Regions from separate parts of the Homo sapiens genome. Here region 1 is linked to region 2. The links are chromatin loops, found by intact Hi-C in ENCODE. Cell type or tissue: PC-3. All regions are shown on one strand.

Region 1 (5,000 bases), 74 kb before region 2:
GCCAGCTCATACCTGAGGAGGAGGTAAAAACAGCCTCAAATAAGAGAAGCCCTGGTCCATCCCAGACCAATGAGAATCTCTTTCCTTGTAAAGATCTCTGAAAAATCTATAATGTCCCTCAATAGCTCTTTCCATAGCTGCCTAAGAAATATTTATTGATTGAATGACTGTTCCCAGGGAATTCAGCCCATTCACTAACTCGTGATTTCAAACTCGTGTCTTCCAAGTGGTCACTAGTATTTTTACTGTGTATATCACCTGTTAGGAGCCTGGGGAGGCAGGCAGAAAGCCCACAACAAACAAGCCACATAACAAAGTTCATTCACCTAAATCTCAGAAGCCAATGGCCTTCACTGGGACTCTTTCCACCAATCACAGGTCAGAGGAACAAGTCCTTAGTCCAGGTCAGCCTGTTCTAACAGCCCAGCATCAGAGAGAAGAGCCCCAGGTTACAAGGAGCCTGTCCATCCCTGAACCTCTGAAGATCTTATAAAAGCGTTAACGAAAATAACTGGCATTGCTCTATGCTCTATTGATGGGGGGAACAGGGACATTTTTATATTTTGTGTTTCATTTGATTCTTAAGACAAACCCATGAGTTAGCAAGGGTGATTATCATATCCACCAATTAGCAAATGAAGACATCAAGGCAAAAGAAATTGAGACTTGCTTCACTAGTCAGTGTCACTCAACCCTGACCAGCCATTTAAAACCCTTAAGGTCATATGGATAGTAACAGAATTGGGGATTACAATCCAGATACTCAAAATGCTAATTTAATGTTCTTTAGCCAAGCCAATCACTCTCTTCTCAATATTATCCAATTCTCTTCAAAAAAGAAAAGCTATTAGTTCCACATTAGTTCCAGGAACTGTTCTAGGTTCTGATGAATCAGTCAAGTCCACAAGAAGTTTAGATACTAGACAGGTAAGTAAATAATTATGTGATTTGGACTGTGGATTATAATAAAGATTCTTAAAAGATGCTGGGAACACAGTAGAAAAAGTTCCGTTTCTCTGAAGATGTCAATGATAGAATGTTTCAGCTAGTTCTCAAAACATGAGCAGGAGTTCTTGAAGTACAGAAAAGGCAAGAAATATCCTTGCAGAAAGAATAGGGTAAATCAAGTCACAGAAATATGGCAACTTAGAGACATTGAGTTGGGGCTGGGTTGGGGGACAACTGGAGCTATGGAAGAGTCCTCTAAAAATGAATAAAGACCATTATCAATAACCTATTAAGAACAGAGTGCCAGGTTACAGACACCATTCTACTGGCATGCTGACTAGAAATGAGAACAGCAAGTCCCCTTTTTGCTTATTCTAACCTGTCTTCGTCCAAGCTGACATCACTGTTCACCTCCCCTTCTACGCTATCCAGGAGACATCAAATGTAATTGAACATCCATAGCAAGTTCTATGTTTGCAGTGAATGGAGTCATTCATTCTGGCTACAGGATCTTCATTACAATTGCATGAAGCTTTCACTGTGGGCCATATTATGAGAGTATACTTGGTGCTGGCACAAGGAGAACTGCCTGGTAGAGCCAGTTGCAAATGTCATGTCCAGCTTTTACGCACAAAGGAAATGAGAGCTTTAAAAAAAAAAAAAATCCAACGCCCATTGCATTGTGATTCATCTTCTTCCCATCAGCACCAGGATGTCTCAGATTACATTGTCTGGCTCTCGGGAAAGAGAACTACGACAAGGTTGAAGGGAAGGGTTGCCACTGTGGAGTCAGGGCCTCTCCTCTGAGGCTCCAGCTGCAGATAGCCACGGTTCCTGCTGACAGTCGAGCCAAGGTCTTCCCGAACGATGGCTGAAAAAGCCTTTGTAAAACAGAATGTGAACCCTGGAGCCTACTGCTCCTGGTGGGAGTCGAAGAAGGGAACAGTAGGAGCTGCCTGTAATTTTCTTTGTCTGTGGCAGCAGAGCAAGGGAAAGAAGTGTCACAAACATGAGGGAGAGGAAGTGAGAGATCTTTATGCTGAGCCACTAAATTCACTGGAGGCTGAAAACCACAAAAGTAAGTTCACATAAAACACCACTTGGCATTTCACCTGGTATGTTTGAGAACTTTGGGTGCAAGGATTTTTAAATTATAGCTGTCTCATCTGTAGACAGGGAGAAATGATCTTGTCTGAAAACTTAGGACCAAGCTATGGGGCCCTGAGTACCTACATCTGTGAGGGTCTAATTAGAGAAGCAATTTATTATAGAGATTTGACTTTAGAAAATTGAGGGAGCTGGTAAAACAGTGTCTGCAAGGCCATTGTCTTTGCATTTGATGCTGGAGCTTGATGTCTGCTGGGCAGGCAGTCTGGAAGGAATGGGTGGATGTAAATCAAGTAGAGAGAACAAGGAAAAGCTCAAACCATGTCAGTTTCTCACTGTCTCCTGCAGGAGAAGATGGACTCTTCTTCACTGAGGTAAATACACACCTGGGCCAGGAGTCAAAGAAGCTGAAAAAGGATGCAGGGGAAGGCACAGCAATTGCAGGTGAGGCTGCTGCCTTAAACACCAATGAGGTGAGCAGGCAGATGAGGAGCAAGGTATTTGAACCACAAAAGCACCCGGTGGCCCTACCTCAATATTCTAAGCATAAAAAAAATATGGCTGCTGTTAGAGTTTGTGCCCCCAAAGCTTGCACAAAAATGTATCTTGTGGCACAGCTTAATTAGAAACAGACAGAGAAGGGGGTTCTAGGAAATGCAGCACAGCCCTGTCAGTTCAACATGTTACAAAGCCACTACATGCCTTCAGAATTAAGTCATGACTTTAAATGGAAGGTAGATGGCGTATAGATGTTGTATTAGTTTCCAAGGGCTGCTATAACAAAGTAACAAAAACTGGGTAGCCTAAAAAAGAAATTTATTCTCTTATAGTATTAGAGGCTAGAAATCCAAAATCAAAGCATCAGCAAGGGCATGCTACCTCCAAAGGCCCTTCAGAGCCTAGGGAAGAGTCCTTCCTTGCCTCTTGAAGTTTCTGGTGGTTGTCAGCAATCCTTGGCATTCTGTGACTTGTGGCAGCCTGGGTCCTTTCTCTGCTACTCTCTTTAAATGGCCTTCTTCCCTGTGACCCTGTGTGTCTTCCCCTCTCTTATAAGGGCACAAGTCATACTAGATTTAGAGCCCACACTAATTCTGCATGACTTCATCTTAATATAATTAATTATATCTGCAAAGACGCTATTTCTAAAGTAAGTCATATTCTGAGGTTCTGTATGGACATGAATTTTGTAGGGGACAGAATTCAATCCAGTACAAGTGTTGTAAGGGAAAATCTAGAACAGAAAATGAACAAAAATCTTTGAACAGTGGGATCAAGCAAAGAATGTGGGCGCTTATAAAAGGAGCGGCTTTGTTCCAAATAATGTGTTCAGGAGTGTAATTATGATATCAGTTAGACCCTAAATTTGTTGACATTATGTACAGAAATATCTATAAGACTCAAAGGCATGTGTTTACTGTTTTCTCATTTATCTCATTTATTTTCTCATGGAGCATACCATGTTGTTATTCAAAAGAGAAAGTATAGGCTCAGAGAGAGATTAAATAGTATGCCCAAACTATGCCATCAGAAAGTCGGCCGAGCACGGTGTCTCACGCCTGTAATCTCAGCACTCTGGGAAGCTGAGGCAGGTGGATCACATGAGCTCAGGAGTTTGAGACCAGCCTGGCCAACTTGGTGAAACCCCGTCTCTACCGAAAAAATACAAAAATTAGCCAGACATGGTGGTGCGCGCCTGTAATCCCAGCTACGCTGCAGGCTGAGGCATGAGAATCGCTTGAACGCTGGAGGTGGTGGTTTCAGTGAGCCGAGATCATGCCACTGCACTCCAGCCTGGGCGACTGTCTCTCAAGGGAAAAAAAAAGAAGAAGAAGAAGAAAGTGGTGGAGCAAGGAACTGAACTCAGGAGTGTTAGATTCCACAGGGCATGTTCTTTTATTACCCTTATCATGTAACGGTAAATAACACTCGCTAAAGTGAATGCTAGCAAACTTCTTCAGGCCATCTCTTACTTATCCTTCGACGCTCATATTAAGTCTTCTCTGAAGATTCCCCTAACTGCCCAGGACAAAGTGAATTCCTCTGATCTCCCACATTGAGATCACAATTCCACTCTTGTCCTCATTCCATTGTATTATGTTATCTATTTGCACATCTGTTTCCTGTCTTATGTGTAGCTACCATATCTTGCCACTGCAGCAGTCCCAGTACCCACCCACCCAGTGCCTTGAACATAATAGGAACTCAAATCTTGACTGATTAAAGTCCTTCAAAGAAGGTGCTTCATTTTATAAAAATGTCTAGATATGTTATTCTGTAACCTTCCCCCATACACAATTCTCAGACTTTAGAGACTCCAAACTCTTCTTTATACCAAATAAAATACTGCTACTTCAATGCAAATTCTTATTTCTTTTCTCTTTTCTGAGGATGTATACAACTGGTTTTGAAAATTTCCAAAAAAATATCAGGTAATTGTATGTGTCCATTTTTCTTTTCCTGGTTAAATAACTCAATTGATAATCTAATTTTCTGGGGTTTTTTGTTTTTGTTTTTGTTTTTTTGTTTTTTTGAGACAGGGTTTTGCTCTGTCACCCAGGCTGGAGTGCAGTGGTGTGATCTCGGCTCACTGCAACCTCCACCTCCCAGGCACAAGTGATTCTTGTGCCTCTGCTTCCCGAGTAGCTGGAACTACAGGTGCCAGCCACCATGCCCAGCTAATTTTTGTATTTGTAGTAGAAACGGGGTTTTACCATGTTGGTCAGGCTGACCTCAAACTTTTTTTTTTTTTTTTTTTTTTGGGACAGAGTCTCACTCTGTCGCCCAGGCTGGAGTGCAGTGGTGCCATCTCAGCTCACTGCAAGCTCCACCTCCCAGGTTCACGCCATTCTCCTGCCTCAGCCTCCCGAGTAGCTGGGACCACAGGCACCCGCAACCACACCTGGCGGAATTTTTTGTATTTTTAGTACAGACGGGGTTTTCACCAT
Region 2 (5,000 bases):
CAGGCATGAGAATCACCGACCTGGGGACAACTTACTCAGATTTGGGAAGACTTCCTGAAGGAAGCAGTAGTTAAGCAGAGGCTACGTGTGAACTGTTAAGTAGATACTGGGCCCAGCAGGGGCTGAGGGTAGGTAGGAGGGGTTTGTAACTGAGGAAGTTGACTGTGCAGATGCACTGAGATAAGAGCGAGCTCCTTGCCCTGATGTCAAGATCACAGTATGCTAAGTGAGGTAGAACCTAATAACTGTTACTCTAGGCAGAATTCTTAGATAAAACGACCAGAAAAGCTTAGGATTTCAAGGGAAAACTTCCCGACCAGGAGGCAGAGGTTTCTCAGGAAAGGCTCTGCCCAGTTTGAGTAACTTCCCTTGGCGGCTTGCCAGGGTGAAGCTTTTGTTCAGCACAGCTTTTGCCCGAGTTTATTTTTGTAGCTGCTTTTGCTATGCTGAACTCTTTCCAGCTATTCTTTGTTTATGTAACTCTCTAGGCCGCCATCTAATTTCTAGGATATGACAATCTTTCCACGTAACATTTTTGTTCATGATGACTGCTGACTTATATTTTAATATTAAGCAGGCAGAGTTTTTTTTTCAAATATCAATATAAGAAATATTTATACCAAAAACATTTCCGCTTTTTAAAAATCTGGTCTTCAAGCTACACTTCATGTAGCTCAATATTCTCCTTCTACAGTTCCATATGAATTCATTTCACATTCTTTTATCAGTAAAAGCTTGTTGTTCTTGTCAAAATGACTTACTTTCTTACATTTGATAATGATAAATATTTATCCATCATGTTTTACTTCTTGTCTTATTTTCCAGGAAACTCAAAGCTAAAATTGCAGAATTCAATATTAGCCCAGGTTGGAGAATGTCATTCTCTTTCCTAAAAGATTTTAATTCTTTTCTTTTGTCTTTTGCAACTCTATGTGTGGCTTCTACAGTAATCTACCTTAAATACTTTTTTGAAGCAAGATTACAGATTACCAGGTAAATTACTCAGGCTTATTAGTTGCTACGGCAAATACCAAGACATATGACTCATTCACTGTCCAGGAATTTTCAATCCACTATATATTCAGAGACAAATTTTCTCTACAAATAAATGTGTTAATGAAAGGCTTACAATTTTTAGGCCTCAAATTATCTCTGCAATAGGCCTAAAACTAAACGTGTGTTTTCTTGTACTCTTAGATGTTATAACTATTTTTTATTAAAATTTCTCCAAGCATGTACTGAATATTCTTTTCTAGAAAGACATATGTACAGATATACACCCATGTACAAAGGTAGACCCAGTTGATATTACCACCGTAACATTGTGAAGGCTGACAAATATGAAATGTTTATTTGTAGCAGTTCCATTTGGAAGGTACATGACACTAACAATAAAATAGTAAATGCATAATTGCTGTCTGATGCCTTTTTGCAGCTTTCCAGAGACAATGGCATCAATTGAAATTAAGTAATTTTGAACCCTCTCATTTTGCAAGAGAGAAGAAAATCTAAGAAAACTGAGTACTGTAAGGAAGATATGAATACAGAATTAAGTAAAACAGGGACTTTCCAAAGATAATTAGGCCATTCCAGATCCCAACATAAGGAGTATCTTCCCATCCACCTCCTTCCAATAAAAATCACAATTTTTAAAAACCCTTTAAAAAGTATTTCTTGCCACAGTTCTACCTTCTGAATCCAATTAGCAATTTTATCACTTCATTTTATTAACATCTATTAATCTTGAAAAACATAGAACTGGCATTCTATCGACCTCTTTCTGGTCTGTATTTATAAGGGAGAAAGCTTCTTACTTCTATTTACTAGCATGAAAGAAAAAGAGATTTAAGGCAAGACACTTTGCATAGAAAACTCATAAACTTCCACCTAAATAAGCAGTTATAGAAGAGCAGATGCATCTAGATTGCATTGGTAAACAGTTCTCTGTTATAGACCAATCAATAAAGTTAATGCTAATTGTAATGTACTTTTGTCAAATTGCACTTCGTCTTAATTTCTGATTTATGGCATTTTCCATATAGTACTTCTGAAAATCTAGAGCTTATTGCAATCAGTCGCTGCTAATGGGAGACTGACAGAAGTGAAATAACATTCTAACCTGAGTATTCAGATATCACGTTCAATATTCCTGTTGATTCAGAAAGAACTAATGTTTACTAAGCCATCCCCCACCTGCCCCAGACTTCCTGTAACAGCATAAAATACCAGTGAGTCAAGACCAACAGGTCTTGACCCCAGCCACATTTATAGAAAATACCAGAAGCACTTGTCTCAAGAGATAATATCCTTTACAACTGCCTATAGAAATATTTACAATGCATTGTGGAGTGCATTGATCATTTTGTTCAATAAATTGTGCATTTATAAAATAGAACAAGAATTAAAATTCAATTTTACTATTACAAGTGAATGGTTCTGTGGTTGTTCCTTATATGTCAGGTCCTAGTCCTTGGGACAATAGAAGAACTATAGGATCTATCCCATGTTGTTCTAAAGAAATTGGAAAGTTTCAGAGCTTCCTGCTTCATCTACAGTAGAAGAATCTTATCCTGCCAGATCCTTCTACTACCCAGTATCATGTCAGACTACTGCAAGGCACCAGCTTGTGCTGGGCAGATTTTTCTTTCTCCAATCTTTTCCTCTCTCTCACTCCCTCTCACACTCTCCCTCTTCTTCCCCCTGATCCTTTCCCACTCCCCTCCCCTTCTTCCTTCCCTCCCTGGCTCCCTTTCTTATTCTATTTATAAACTATCTGGTTCTCATTTACCTCTATAAACATTTTTGCCTAGATAATTCACATCCTTTGGGGGGATTAAAAAAACTTAGCAAAATGCCAGGTTCTGTACTAAGACATTTATAGAGGAGAATCTAATAATTTTCTATAGCTGTTCTTCCCAGCATGGTATGAAAATGCATTCAGTAGTTTAATTTTCTTTTCCTTCTTGTTGCCAGAATTATTTATTGCTGAAAATTGAGGAGTTGTATTATAGTTATTATTTCTTTTGATTGGTTTAAAAATTTAGTTTGATAGAAATCTTAAAGAAAAAAAAAACTCACAAAGTTTAAATGTGGTTTGGAAAGGCAACAGAGGGATTTGAAGAGAACAGATCTGATGAAAAAGAAAAATGTTTTAGCATTTTCAACCATCCAGAGTAGAATCATTGAAAATCAGGAAGTCTCAGAAGGAAACTCAACAAAGTAAAAAGGTTTTATAAAAGAATACATAGCTATTTCGAGAGTTGTGTTGGAAAGGATAAGGTGATATTTTTTATCTGAGGCTATAATGAAAAGACCAGAATTACAGGTGCGATGCCTCTGTGGGAATCAAATTTTTTCCATGACAACAAACGAGATTTCCTTCTTGGCTAAACGCCTTGAAAAGATGTGGAAATACAGAACTGATCATACAGAGTTGATTCCATCACAATTTGTGGAAAAACAATATGTAACAAAGGACCAGTGTTACAATGTTAATTGAAAACAGTCCCCACAAAATAATCTGGATGACTAGAGCTGAAAGTTTCCCAGGCTATGGCTATAGACAAATGACAACTGCCATGAAATAAGCAGAATACAGCACAACCTTTTTTTTTTTTCCTCCGATACAGAGTCTCACTCTGGAGTGCAGTGGCATGATCTCGACTCACTGCAACCTCCACCTTCCAAGTTCAAGTGATTCTCCTCCCTTAACCTCCTTAGTAGCTGGGACTACAGGCGTGGGCAACCACTCCAAAATTTTTGCATATTTAGGAAAGATGGGGTTTCACCACTTTGGCCATGGTTGATTTCGAACTGCTGGTCTCAAATGATCCACCCGCCTCGGCCTCCCAAAGTGCTGGGATTACAGACATGAGTCACCACACCTGATCGATTATAGCACAATCTATTCATCCTTACTATCTGTGGAGATTGTTCTACCATCCATTCTGTAGCCATGATTATTGTCAACAGCCTAAGTGAATATGAACGGACAGTATCTTGTGTTGAGGGAAACACACAGGGACTGCAGGTGAGCTTTACCTCCTCTGCTCTTCCACTAACTAGTCAGTTGATGTTGAGGAAGCCCTATAAGCTCCCTGTCTCTTTGCTTCTTATTTTCAAGTAGGAATAACATTTCTGTCTTCTCTACTGCCTTACTGGATTGTTACTATCAAATGATATGAAAGAAGTAGAAGAAGTTTAGAAATATTGAAAACACTTATAAACATACAACATTATTAGTATTCGTTGATCAAAGTTGCCAGAGTTTATTCTCACATTTGCTCTGGGCTTAGCTTTTATAGCAAAATATGCCATTGATAGTAGGTTTATTGTCTTCCAAACTTTATATCAACACATTCTTACTTTAAAAAGAGCAAATTGAGATGGTTTTTGGAAAGGGGGACTTCTCTTTTGTTCTTGTCTTACTGAAAGTGCAAAAGTCCTATGTAGAGTTTAATTTTTAATTTTTGTGAGTACATAGTAAGTGTATATATTTGTGGGGTACATGAGATACTTTAATACAGCCATGCAACGCATAATAATCATATCAGAGGAAATGGGGTAAACACCCCATCAAGCATTTTTCCTTTCTGTTACAAACAATGCAATTATATTCTTTTAGCTACTTTAAAATGTACAATTAAATTATTATTCACAATAGTCACCCTGTTGTGCTATCAAATACTAGGTTTTACTCATTCTATGTTTTTGTACTCATTAACCATCCTCACTTCCCCCCAACCAACCGCCAACAACCCTTCCCAGCCTCTGGTAATCATTCTTCTACTCTATATCTCCATGAGTTCATTCAATCGCTTTGATTTTGATGTTTCCACAAATAAGTGGGAGTTTGATTATAAAATGCCTTTTTTTTTTTTTTTTTTTTTTTTGAGACAGAGTCTGGCTCTGTCGCCAGGCTGGAGTGCAATGACACAATCTCGGCTCACTGCAACCTCCACCTCCTGGGTTCAAGTGATTCTCCTGCCTCAGCCTCCCAA

What was found. A loop is a pair of places that touch in the nucleus more often than their neighbours do. Peaks named below come from ENCODE experiments on the same cell type or tissue, not always from the same donor. Only the 100,000 strongest peaks of a DNase experiment are listed, where the experiment ranks them.
Region 1: a loop joins it to region 2, with 3 times the contacts of the local background. A loop is called at or near these places in 5 of 110 quality-filtered maps.

The regions. Positions count from the first base shown.
Region 1 is chr13:59,457,435-59,462,434 of GRCh38, forward strand. No RefSeq gene overlaps it. Among named protein-coding and RNA genes, the nearest start is that of DIAPH3-AS1, 550 kb to the right of the region's middle. In PC-3, a CTCF peak has its summit at 2,762; a DNase peak (open chromatin) is centred at 1,587; H3K4me3 peaks cover 793 bases; H3K27ac peaks cover 2,173 bases.
Region 2 is chr13:59,531,555-59,536,554 of GRCh38, forward strand. All of the region lies in intron 1 of LOC107984625 (a long non-coding RNA gene), which reads right to left. Among named protein-coding and RNA genes, the nearest start is that of DIAPH3-AS1, 480 kb to the right of the region's middle. In PC-3, no CTCF peak of the experiment used is centred here; DNase peaks (open chromatin) are centred at 377 and 2,247; H3K4me3 peaks cover 561 bases; H3K27ac peaks cover 1,735 bases.